Regions from separate parts of the Homo sapiens genome. Here region 2 is linked to region 1. The links are chromatin contacts, found by Hi-C or POLR2A ChIA-PET in ENCODE. All regions are on one chromosome and are shown on one strand. The core of a region is the stretch at or near the end of the contact, and the rest is flanking DNA. Distances in the headings are between cores, read along the strand shown. Region 1 overlaps ST6GAL1 (ST6 beta-galactoside alpha-2,6-sialyltransferase 1). Region 2 has its middle 20 kb from the start of ST6GAL1.

What was found. Hi-C counts contacts between places; a loop is a spot of excess contacts on that map. ChIA-PET counts read pairs that join two places held with the same protein, here RNA polymerase II (POLR2A). Pooled maps may share reads with other maps.
Region 2: a loop to region 1 is called in a pooled map, with 3 times the contacts of the local background. The contact joins two enhancer-like sites. A Hi-C loop is called at or near these places in 4 of 50 pooled maps. POLR2A ChIA-PET finds 5 or more read pairs at or near these places in 4 of 52 experiments (CD8-positive, alpha-beta T cell, activated CD4-positive, alpha-beta T cell, activated T-cell and 1 more).

What each region holds. Positions count from the first base shown.
Region 1 is chr3:186,951,870-186,956,521 of GRCh38, reverse strand. All of the region lies in intron 1 of ST6GAL1 (ST6 beta-galactoside alpha-2,6-sialyltransferase 1), which reads right to left. Among named protein-coding and RNA genes, the nearest start is that of ST6GAL1, 24 kb to the right of the region's middle. RefSeq lists a silencer at 239-481. Within about 2 kb of position 3,346, at least 4 of the 41 ENCODE cell types and tissues checked have a DNase peak (open chromatin) inside an H3K27ac peak, as active enhancers do.
Region 2 is chr3:186,907,646-186,912,759 of GRCh38, reverse strand. No RefSeq gene overlaps it. Among named protein-coding and RNA genes, the nearest start is that of ST6GAL1, 20 kb to the left of the region's middle. RefSeq lists enhancers at 2,437-3,131, 3,150-3,199, 3,270-3,369, 3,132-3,827. Within about 2 kb of position 3,084, at least 8 of the 41 ENCODE cell types and tissues checked have a DNase peak (open chromatin) inside an H3K27ac peak, as active enhancers do.

The DNA.
Region 1 (4,652 bases), core at 2,097-4,596:
TTTCCCTCATTCCCTCTGGTATAGAACTGCATTTCACACATGCCCCTCTTAGCCTGGCCTGCTGTGCCTGATCTTAATCGGGTCTTAAAACTGAGCATGTTCCTGGAAAGAGCCTTAAAGGAAATACTAATTTACCAGGAAGAAAAAAAAACAAACACAAACATTTTACAGGCATAGATTTATAAATAGCCTCACATCAGTCCAAATCAGGTTTTGCCACCAAATGGGTTAAGAATAAAGCTTGACTTTCACAAATTTTTGGACTTGAAAGTTGCAGATAAGGGCTTGTTTGTGTATGCATTTCCCACACCTCCAGTCACACTTGCGACATTTTTCACAGGGATTTTTCTCACTCTGTGGGACCGGCTGCTTGCAACAAGACATGAAAAAAATGAGGCAGTTGAGATGTGGGTGCAGGGGGAAGGCCAGGCTCCACAGAGAGACGATCTAACGACACAGTCACTTGGCAGGTTTGAGTCCTAGTTCTACACTAGCAAGCTGTGTTACTCTGAAAAAGTTGTTTAACCTCTCTGCGCCTCAAAAATCACAAGCATTCCTATACACCAGCAAAACACAAGCAGAGAGCGAAATCATGAATGAACTCCCATCCACAATTGCTACAAAGAGAATAAAATACCTTGGAATACCCCTAACAAGGGAAGTGAAGGACCTCTTCAAGGAGAACTACAAACCACTGCTCAAGGAAATAAGAGAGGACACAGGCCGGGCATGGTGGCTCACGCCTGTAATCCCAGCACTTTGGGAGGCTGAGGTGGGTGGATCACAAGGTCAAGAGATCAAGACCATCCTGGCCAACCTGGTGAAATCCCATCTCTACTAAAAATACAAAAATTAGCTGGGCATGGTGGCACGCACCTGTAGTCCCAACTACTCAGGAGGCTGAGGCAAGAGAATCGCTTGAACCCGGGAGGTGGAGGTTGCAATAAGCCAAGATCACACCACTGCACTCCAGCCTGGGTGACAAGAGTGACACTCCATCTCAAAAGAAAAGAAAAAAAAAAGAGAAGACACAAACAAATGGAAAAACATTCCGTGCTTGTGGATAGGAAGAATCAATATCATGAAAATGGCCATACCACCCAAAATAATTAATAGATTAAATGCTATTCCCATTAAACTACCATTGACATTCTTCACAGAATTAGAAAAAAAACTACTTTAAAATTCACATGGAACCAAAAAAGAGTCCATATAGCCAAGACAATCCTAAGCAAAAAGAACAAAGCTGGAGGCATCCAGCCACCTGAGTTCAAACTATACTACAACGCTACAGTAACCAAAACAGCATGGTACTAGTACAGAAACAGACACACAGACCAATGGGACAGCACAGAGATCTCAGAAATAAGACCACACATCTATAACCATCTGATCTTTGCCACACCTGACAAAAACTAGCAATGGGAAAAGGATTCCCTATTTAATAAATGGTGCTGGGAAAATTGGCTATCCATACACAGCAAATTGAAACTGGACCCATTCCTTATACCTTACCCAAAAATTAACTCAAGATGGATTAAAGACTTAAATGTAAAACCCAAAACTATAAAAACCCTAGAAGAAAATGTAGGCAATACCATTCAGGACATCAGCACAGGCAAAGATTTCAGGACAAAATCATCAAAAGCAATTACAACAAAAGCAGAAATTGACAAATGGGATCTGATTAAACTAAAGAGCTTCTGCACAACAAAAGAAACTATCATTAGAGTGAACAGACAGCCTACAGAACGGGAGAAAATTTTTGCAATCTAATCTATCCATTTGACAAAGCTCTAATATCCAGAATCTACAAGGAATTTAAACAAATTTGCAAGAAAAAAAAAACCCATTAAAAAGTGGGCAAAGGACATAAACAGACATTTCTCAAAATAAGACATTTATGTGGCCAACAAACATATGAAAAAATGCTCAACACCATGCATCATTAGAAAAATGCAAATCAAAACCACAAAAAGATACTATCTCATGCCAGTCAGAATGGCAATTAGTAAAGCCGTGAAACAACAGATGTTGGTGAGGCTATGAAGAAATAAGATCGCTTTTACACTGTTGGTGGGAATGTAAATTAGTTCAACCATTGTGGAAGACAGTGTGGTGAGTCCTCAAAGATCTAGAACCAGAAATACCATGTAACCCAGCAATCCCATTACTGAGTATATACTCAAAGGAATATAAATCCTTCTATTATAAAGATACATGCACGCATATGTTCATCGCAGCACTATTCACAATAGCAAAGATATGGAATCAACCCAAACGTCCATCAGTGATACACTGGATAAAGAAAATGTGGTACATATACACCACGGAATACTATGCAGCCATAAAAAGGAAAGAGATCATGTCCTTTGCAGGGACATGGATGGAGCTGGAAGCCATTATCCTCAGCAAACTAACACAGGAAGAGAAAATCAAACACCATATGTTCTCACTTATAAGTGGGAGCTAAACAATAAGAACACATGGACACAGGGAGGGGAACAACACACACTGGGGCCTGTCAGGGGGCCTGGGGGAGGGAGAGCATCAGGATAAATAGCTAATGCATGTGGGGCTTAATACCTAGGTGATGGGTTGATAGGGGCAGCAAACCACCATGGCACATGTTTACCTATGTAACAAACCTGCACATCCTACACATGTATCCTGGAACTTAAAATAAAATAAAATTAAAAAAAAAAAAAAAACCTCTCTGTGTCTCAGTTTCTTCATGTATAAATTTTGGGTTATTCCAACTAATTTTGAAATGTCATTGTGAGGATTTTGTTAAATTCAGCCAACAAATGTGGATTATGCCTATGATACCTGAGGCATTGCTCTGGGTCCTAAAGAAATAGCTGTGAGCAAAAGAGATAACATCCTTGCCCTCATGGAAGCAAGTTCCTAGTGAGAAAAGACACAGGGTAGTAACTCAGATGGCCACCTACGCTATTGAACAGCAACAAGGAAGGATAAAAGGGAGAGAGCCAAGTCGGTGGGAGGAGACAGGCAGGAGATTATAATCTTATATAAGGCTGTCAAATGGCCTGTTTGACAAGGTGACATCTAAATAGAAACCTGAAGAAGAGACGAAAACAATAGGATACATGAAGGAAGGTGTCCTGCCTGGAGGAAGCAGTGGAAAGGCTCTGAGACCAAAGTGTGCTTTATATCTGAGGAGTAGGCTCAGTGAGGTGAAGCAGAATGAAGCGGTGGAAAAGAGCAGGAGATGAAGTCTGCAGGGTCTGAAGGCTGGGTCACACAGAATCCTGTAGGCCTTTCTAAGCTCTGAGTAAAAGAGGAAGCCTTTCCTGGTTTTTGAGCGGAAGAATGACACATCACTACAGCTTTTAAAATGATCACTCTGGTTACTGTTTTGAGAACATACCACAGGAGCAAGACTACAAGCAGGAGGCTCAGTTGTGAAACGATTCTAAGAGAAAGAACAGGTCTTCTGTCCTGGACCAACATGAATTTGATGAATTAAGTAGTTGTTTCTTAATTTATTGTGAAAGCACAGCTGACATGGTTTGCTAACAGAGTGGGTGCAGCATGAGAGAAAGAGAATTTAGAATGACTCCAGAGTTTAAGCCCTAAAAGATGGAAAGATGAAATTGTTGTCCACTGAAATGAGGATGGCTCTTTTAGGGAGAAAAGCAGCAGTTCGATTTTGGGCTTGTCATATTTGAGATGTATATTAGATGTCTAAGGAAACTTGTCAAGTAGATGGTTGAATATCTGAGCATGGAACTCAGGGGAAAGGTGTGGGTTGGAAATATAAATTGAGGGTTGTCAGGAAATTGATGATATGAGATGGCCAGGGCATGAGGAGACAGAGAAGAGGCCAAGTCCAAGGGCCACTCCCAGAGGCACTCCACAGTGACCAAGTGAAAATGAGCCAACAGAGAAGCGCTTGAACCCGGGAGGCGGAGGTTGCAGTGAGCTGAGATCGCGCCACTGCACTCCAGCCTGGGTAAGAGAGTGAGACTCCATCTCAATAAAAATAAAAAAAGAAAAGAAAAGAAAAGAAAATGAGCCAAGAAAAGGAACTGAGAAGGAGAACCTAGTGAGAGAAGAGGAAAAGCAAAGACAGTGATGTTCCAGAAGCCAAGAGAAGAAACTATTTCAAGGAGGATGGAATGGTCAATTGTATCAAAAGTTGCTGATCAGTCAAGATAGGGACTGAGATCTGACCACTGGATTTGGCAAGAGAGGATACTGGTGAGCCTGACCGGTATGGTTTTGGTGGTGTGATGGGTACAAAAGACTGATCATGTTGAGTTTAAATGAGAATGAGAGAAGAGGGAGTGCAGGGTGCAAATGCAGACAACTCTCTCCAGGAGCATAAAAATTGGCACACCCCCTCCCTTTTCACCTCCTGCCGTGAGTAAAAGCTTCCTGAAGCCTCACCAGAAGATGATGTGGGTGCCATGCCTGTACAGCCTGCAGAATCATGAGCCAAATAAACCTCTTTTCTTTATAAATTACTCAGTCTCAGGTTTTCCTTTATAGCAAGGCAACATGGACTCATACAGTAGTACCCTTATAAAAGAGGCTCTGGAGAACTAGTGAGCCCTGTTAGCACATGAGGACACGGTGAAAAAGCACCATCCATAAATTAGGAAGCAAGCTCTCACCAGACGCCGAAT
Region 2 (5,114 bases), core at 1,835-4,334, 44 kb after region 1:
ACGATTTTAACAAAATAAGAACACAAAGACAAAAGGATAAAATAACAGCATAAGATTAAAAGGGAGATTAAAGTACTAAAGAAACAAGTTGTGTAGCAAAATCCCAATTTACATCTAACAAATAACCTAGAAAAATAACCAAGTAACACAATAGAACCAACCGAGCATCAAATTATTTTTGTGGAAGGAAGGCTTGGTATAATCATAATGAAAATAGAAAGAAAGGATAAGGAATTTAAGACATGTAAAGAATAGATGATAAAAACCACCTAACATAACAACTACTACTGTCCTGGAAATAAGAGTTACAACAATTAACTAGGGAAATTATCTAGAAATGTAATACAGGAAAATCTCTCCAAAGTGATTCTGTTTTTCACTCAAGAAGATGCATTGTTTTCCAACAATATTGGTTGAAAAAAGATATTTAGGCGTATGCCTGTTAAAGTTGAAGGCAAAAAAAAAAATTCTTTAAATATTCAGAAAGAAAAATCCAGTCACCTCTCAGGGTTTTTTAAAAAATCAGATTTTTCTCTAAAGAGCAGTGCAATGTGGCCGGGTTTGGTGGCTCACGCCTGTAATCCCAGCACTTTGGGAGGCCGACGCGGGTGGATCACGAGGTCAGGAGATCGAGACCATCCTGGCTAACACCGTGAAACCCCGTCTCTACTAAAAATACAAAAAATTAGCCAGGCGTGGTGGCGGGCGCCTGTAGTCCCAGCTACTCAGGAGGCTGAGGCAGGAGAATGGCGTGAACCCGGAAGGCAGAGCTTGCACTGAGCCGAGATCGCACCACTGCACTCCAGCCTGGGCAACAGAGCGAGACTAAATTAGACGGCTAATTTTTTGTATTTTTAGTAGAGACGGGGTTTCACCGTGTTAGCCAGGATGGTCTCGATCTCCTGACTTCGTGATACACCCACCTCAGCCTCCCAAAGTGCTGGGATTACAGGCATGAGCCACCACGCTCAGCCTAGTTTCTATTTCTTTAAATTAACTGTGTGAAGCCAATCAAACTGCCTGTGTAGGTTAATATATAGCCTGCTGGACCCAGGGTGGGGCCCTGCTTAAAGGGTTTAAAAGAGTAGCCAATATCCCAATATCTCTCATGGTAAAGAAACATTACCTGAATCTCAGCAATCCTTTTTTCACTTTTTTTTTTCTTTTTTTGAGACGGAGTCTTGCTCTGTCGCCCAGGCTGGAGTGTAGTGGTGCATTCTCGGCTCACTGCCACCTCCACCTCCCAGGCTCAAGTATTTCTGCTGCCACAACCTCCCGAGTAGCTGGAATTATGGGAGCATGCCACCACGCCTGGCTAATTTTTGTAATTTAGTAGAGTTGGAGTTTTGCCATGTTGGCCAGGCTGGTTTCGAACTCCTGATCCACCTGTCTCGGCCTCCCAAACTGCTGGGATTACAGGTGTGTGTGCCACTGCGTCAGGACCTCTTTTTTCACTTTTAAACAACAGAATATAGAATATAATCCTAGGTTATTAGTTTTGAATTTATTTATGTATCATTCTAACATACAAATCCACTTGGAAATATCTATAAGCATGCTCACAAATTTTAATTTTATTTCTAAATGGTGGGATATGGAGGTAATTTATTGTTTTCTTCTTTCTACTTTTCTGGATATCATGTTATCACTTTGGTTAAAAAACAAAAAAAGCCCAACAACCATTTTTTTGAGCAAGAGAAATGGGAAACTTGTTTAAATTCGCATAGATTGAAGCTGGGATGGGAACTCGTATCTTCCAAACTTTAAAAACTACGAACCTGGCCGGGCATGGTGGCTCATACGTGTAATCCCAACACTTTGAGAGGCCGAGACAGGTGGATCACTTGAGGTCAGGAATTCAAGACCAGCCAGGCCAACATGGTGAAACCCTGTCTCTACTAAAAATACAAAAATTAGCTGGGCATGGTGGCACATGCTGTAATCCTAGCTACTTGGGAAGCTGAGTCAGGAGAATCGCTTGAGCCCAGGAGGTGGAGGTTGCAGTGAGTCGAGATCACACCACTGCACTCTAGCCTGGTTACAGAATGAGACTCACTCTCAAAAAACAAATAAATAGGCTGGATGCGGTGGCTTACACTGGTAATCCCAGCACTTTGGGAGGTCAGGGCGGGAGGATCACCTGAGGTCAGGAATTCGAGACCAGCCTGACCAACATGGAGAAACCCCATCTCTACTAAAAATACAAAATTAGCTGAGCGTGGTAGCACATGCCTGTAATCCCAGCTATTCAGGAGGCTGAGGCAGGAGAATTGCTTGAACCCGGGAGGCGAAGTTTGCAGTGAGCTGAGATCGCACCATCGCACTCCAGCCTGGGAGACAAGAGTGAAACTCCATCTCAAAAATAAATAAATAAATAAATAAATAGAAAGAAAAAGAAAAACTATGAACCTTACTGCTCTCTTACCTCCCATACCCTGAGGTTAAGGAACTTGAAGACTTAATATGATTAATAAATTAATATGCCAGAAATTACGATGCATTTAAAGTGCTTGACACAGTGTCCAGCAAGTAGTGCATAGATGTTCGCTGTTATAATAATGGTAATTATCTTTATTTAATACTATAATATGATATTAAAAATGTTATGATAGGCCAGGCGCAATGGCTCATGCCTGTAATCCCAGCACTTCGGGAGGCCGAGGCGGGTGGATCACCTGAGGTCAGGAGTTCAAGACCAGCCTGGCCAACATGGGGAAACCTCGCCTCTACTGAAAATGAAAAAAAAATTGGTGCTGGCAAGATGGCCGAATAGGAAAAGCTCCGGTCTGCAGCTCCCAGTGAGATCATGCAGAAGGCAGGAGATTTCTTCATTTCCAACTGAGGTACCCAGTTCATCTCACAGGGACTGGTTGGATAGTGGGTGCAGCCCACGAAGAGCGAGCCAAAGCAGGGTGGGGTGTAGCCTCACCCAGGAAGCACAGGAAGCACAAGCGGTCGGGGGATTTGCCTCCCCTAGCCAAGGGAAGCCGTGAGGGACTGTGCCGTGGCCAACAGAGCACTCTGGCCCAGATACTGTGCTTTTCACATGGTCTTTGCAACCTGCAGACCAGGAGATTCCCTCCAGTTGCCCATGCCACCAGGGCCCTGGATTTCAAGCACAAAACCGGGTGGCCGTTTGGGCAGACATTGAGCTAGCTACAGGAGTTGTTTTTTCATACCCCAGAGGCACCTGGAATGCCAGCGAGACAGAACCGTTCACTCCCCTGGAAAGGGGGCTGAAGCCTGGGAACCAAGTGTTCTAGCTCAGAGGGTCCCACCCCCACGGAGCCCAGCAAGCTAAGATCCACTGGCTTGAGATTCTCGCTGCCAGCGCAGCAGTCTGAAGTTGACCTGGGACATTCAAGCTTCGTCGGGGGAGGAGCATCCGCCATTGCTGAGGCTTGGGTAGGTGGTTTTACCCTCACAGTGTAAACAAAACCGCCAGGAAGTTCAAACTGGGTGGAGCCCACCGCAGCTCAGCAGGGCCACTGTAGCCAGACTGCCTCTCTAGATTCCTCCTCTCTGGGCAGCACATCTCTGAAAAAAAGGCAGCAGCCCCAGTCAGGGACTTACAGATAAAACCCCCATCTCCCTGGGACAGAGCACCTGAGGGAAAGGGCAGCTGTGGGTGCAGCTTCAGCAGACTCAAACGTCCCTGCCTGATGGCTCTGAAGAGAGCAGTGGACCTCCCAGCACAGCGTTCGAGCTCTGATAAGGGTCATACTGCCTCCTCAAGTGGGTCCCTGACCCCTGTGTATCCTGACTGGAAGACACCTCCCAGTAGGGGCCGACAGACACCTCATACAGGAGAGCTCTGGCTGGCATCTGGCAGGTGTCCCTCTGGGACAAAGCTTCCAGAGGAAGAAACAGGCAGCAATCTGCTGTTCTGCAGCCTCTGCTGGTGATATCCAGGCAAACAGGGTCTGGTGTGGACCTCCAGCAAACTCCAGCAGACCTGCAGCAGAGGGGCCTGACTGTTAGGAGGAAAACTAACAAACAGAAAAGAATAGCATCAACATCAACAAAGAGGATGTCCACACAAAAACCCCATCCGAAGGTCACCAACATCCAAGACCAAAGGTAGATAAATCCATGAAGATGGGGATAAACCAGCACAAAAAGGCTGAAAATTCCAAAAACCAGAATGCCTATTCTCCTCCAAAGGATCACAACTCTTTGCCAGCAAGGGAACAAATCTGGACGGAGAATGGGTTTGACGAATTGACAGAAGTAGGCTTTAGAAGATGGGTAATAACAAATTCCTCCGAGTTAAAGGAGCATGTTCTAATCCAATGCAAGGAAGCTAAGAACCTTGAAAAAAGGTTAGATGAATTGCTAACTAGAATAACTAGTTTATAGAAGAACATAAATGACCTGATGGAGCTAAAAAACACAGCACCAGAACTTCGTGAAGCATACACAAGTATCAATAGCCTAATCAATCAAGCAGAAGAAAGGATATCACAGATTGAAGATGAACTTAATGAAATAAAGTGAGAAGACAAGATTTGTTATAATTATCATTATTTAATACTATAGTATTTTCAAAGAATGAAAAGAAACAAACAAAGCCTCCAAGAAATATGGGACTATGTGAAAAGACCAAATCTACGTTTCATTGGTGTACCTGAAAGTGATGGGGAGAATGGAACCAAGTTGGAACACACTCTTCAGGATATTATGCAGGAGAACTTCCCCAACCTAGCAAGGCAGGCCAACATTCAAATTCAGGTAATACAGAGAACACCATAAAGATACTCCTCCAGAAGAGCAACCCCAAGACACACAATCGTCAAATTCACCAAGGTTGACATGAAGGAAAAAATGTTAAGGCAGCCAGAGAGAAAGGTCGGCTTACCCACAAAGGGAAAACCATCAGACTAACAGCGGATCTCTCAGCAGAAACCCTACAAGCCAGAAGAGAATGGGGGCCAATATTCAACATTCTTGAAGAATTTTCAACCAAGAATTTCATATCCAGCCAAACTGAGCTTCATAAGTGAAGAAGTAAAATCCTTTTCAGACAAGCAAATGCTGAGAGATTTTGTCACCACCAGGCCTGCCTTACAAGAGCTCCTGAAGGAAGCACTAAATGTGGAAAGGAACAACCGGTA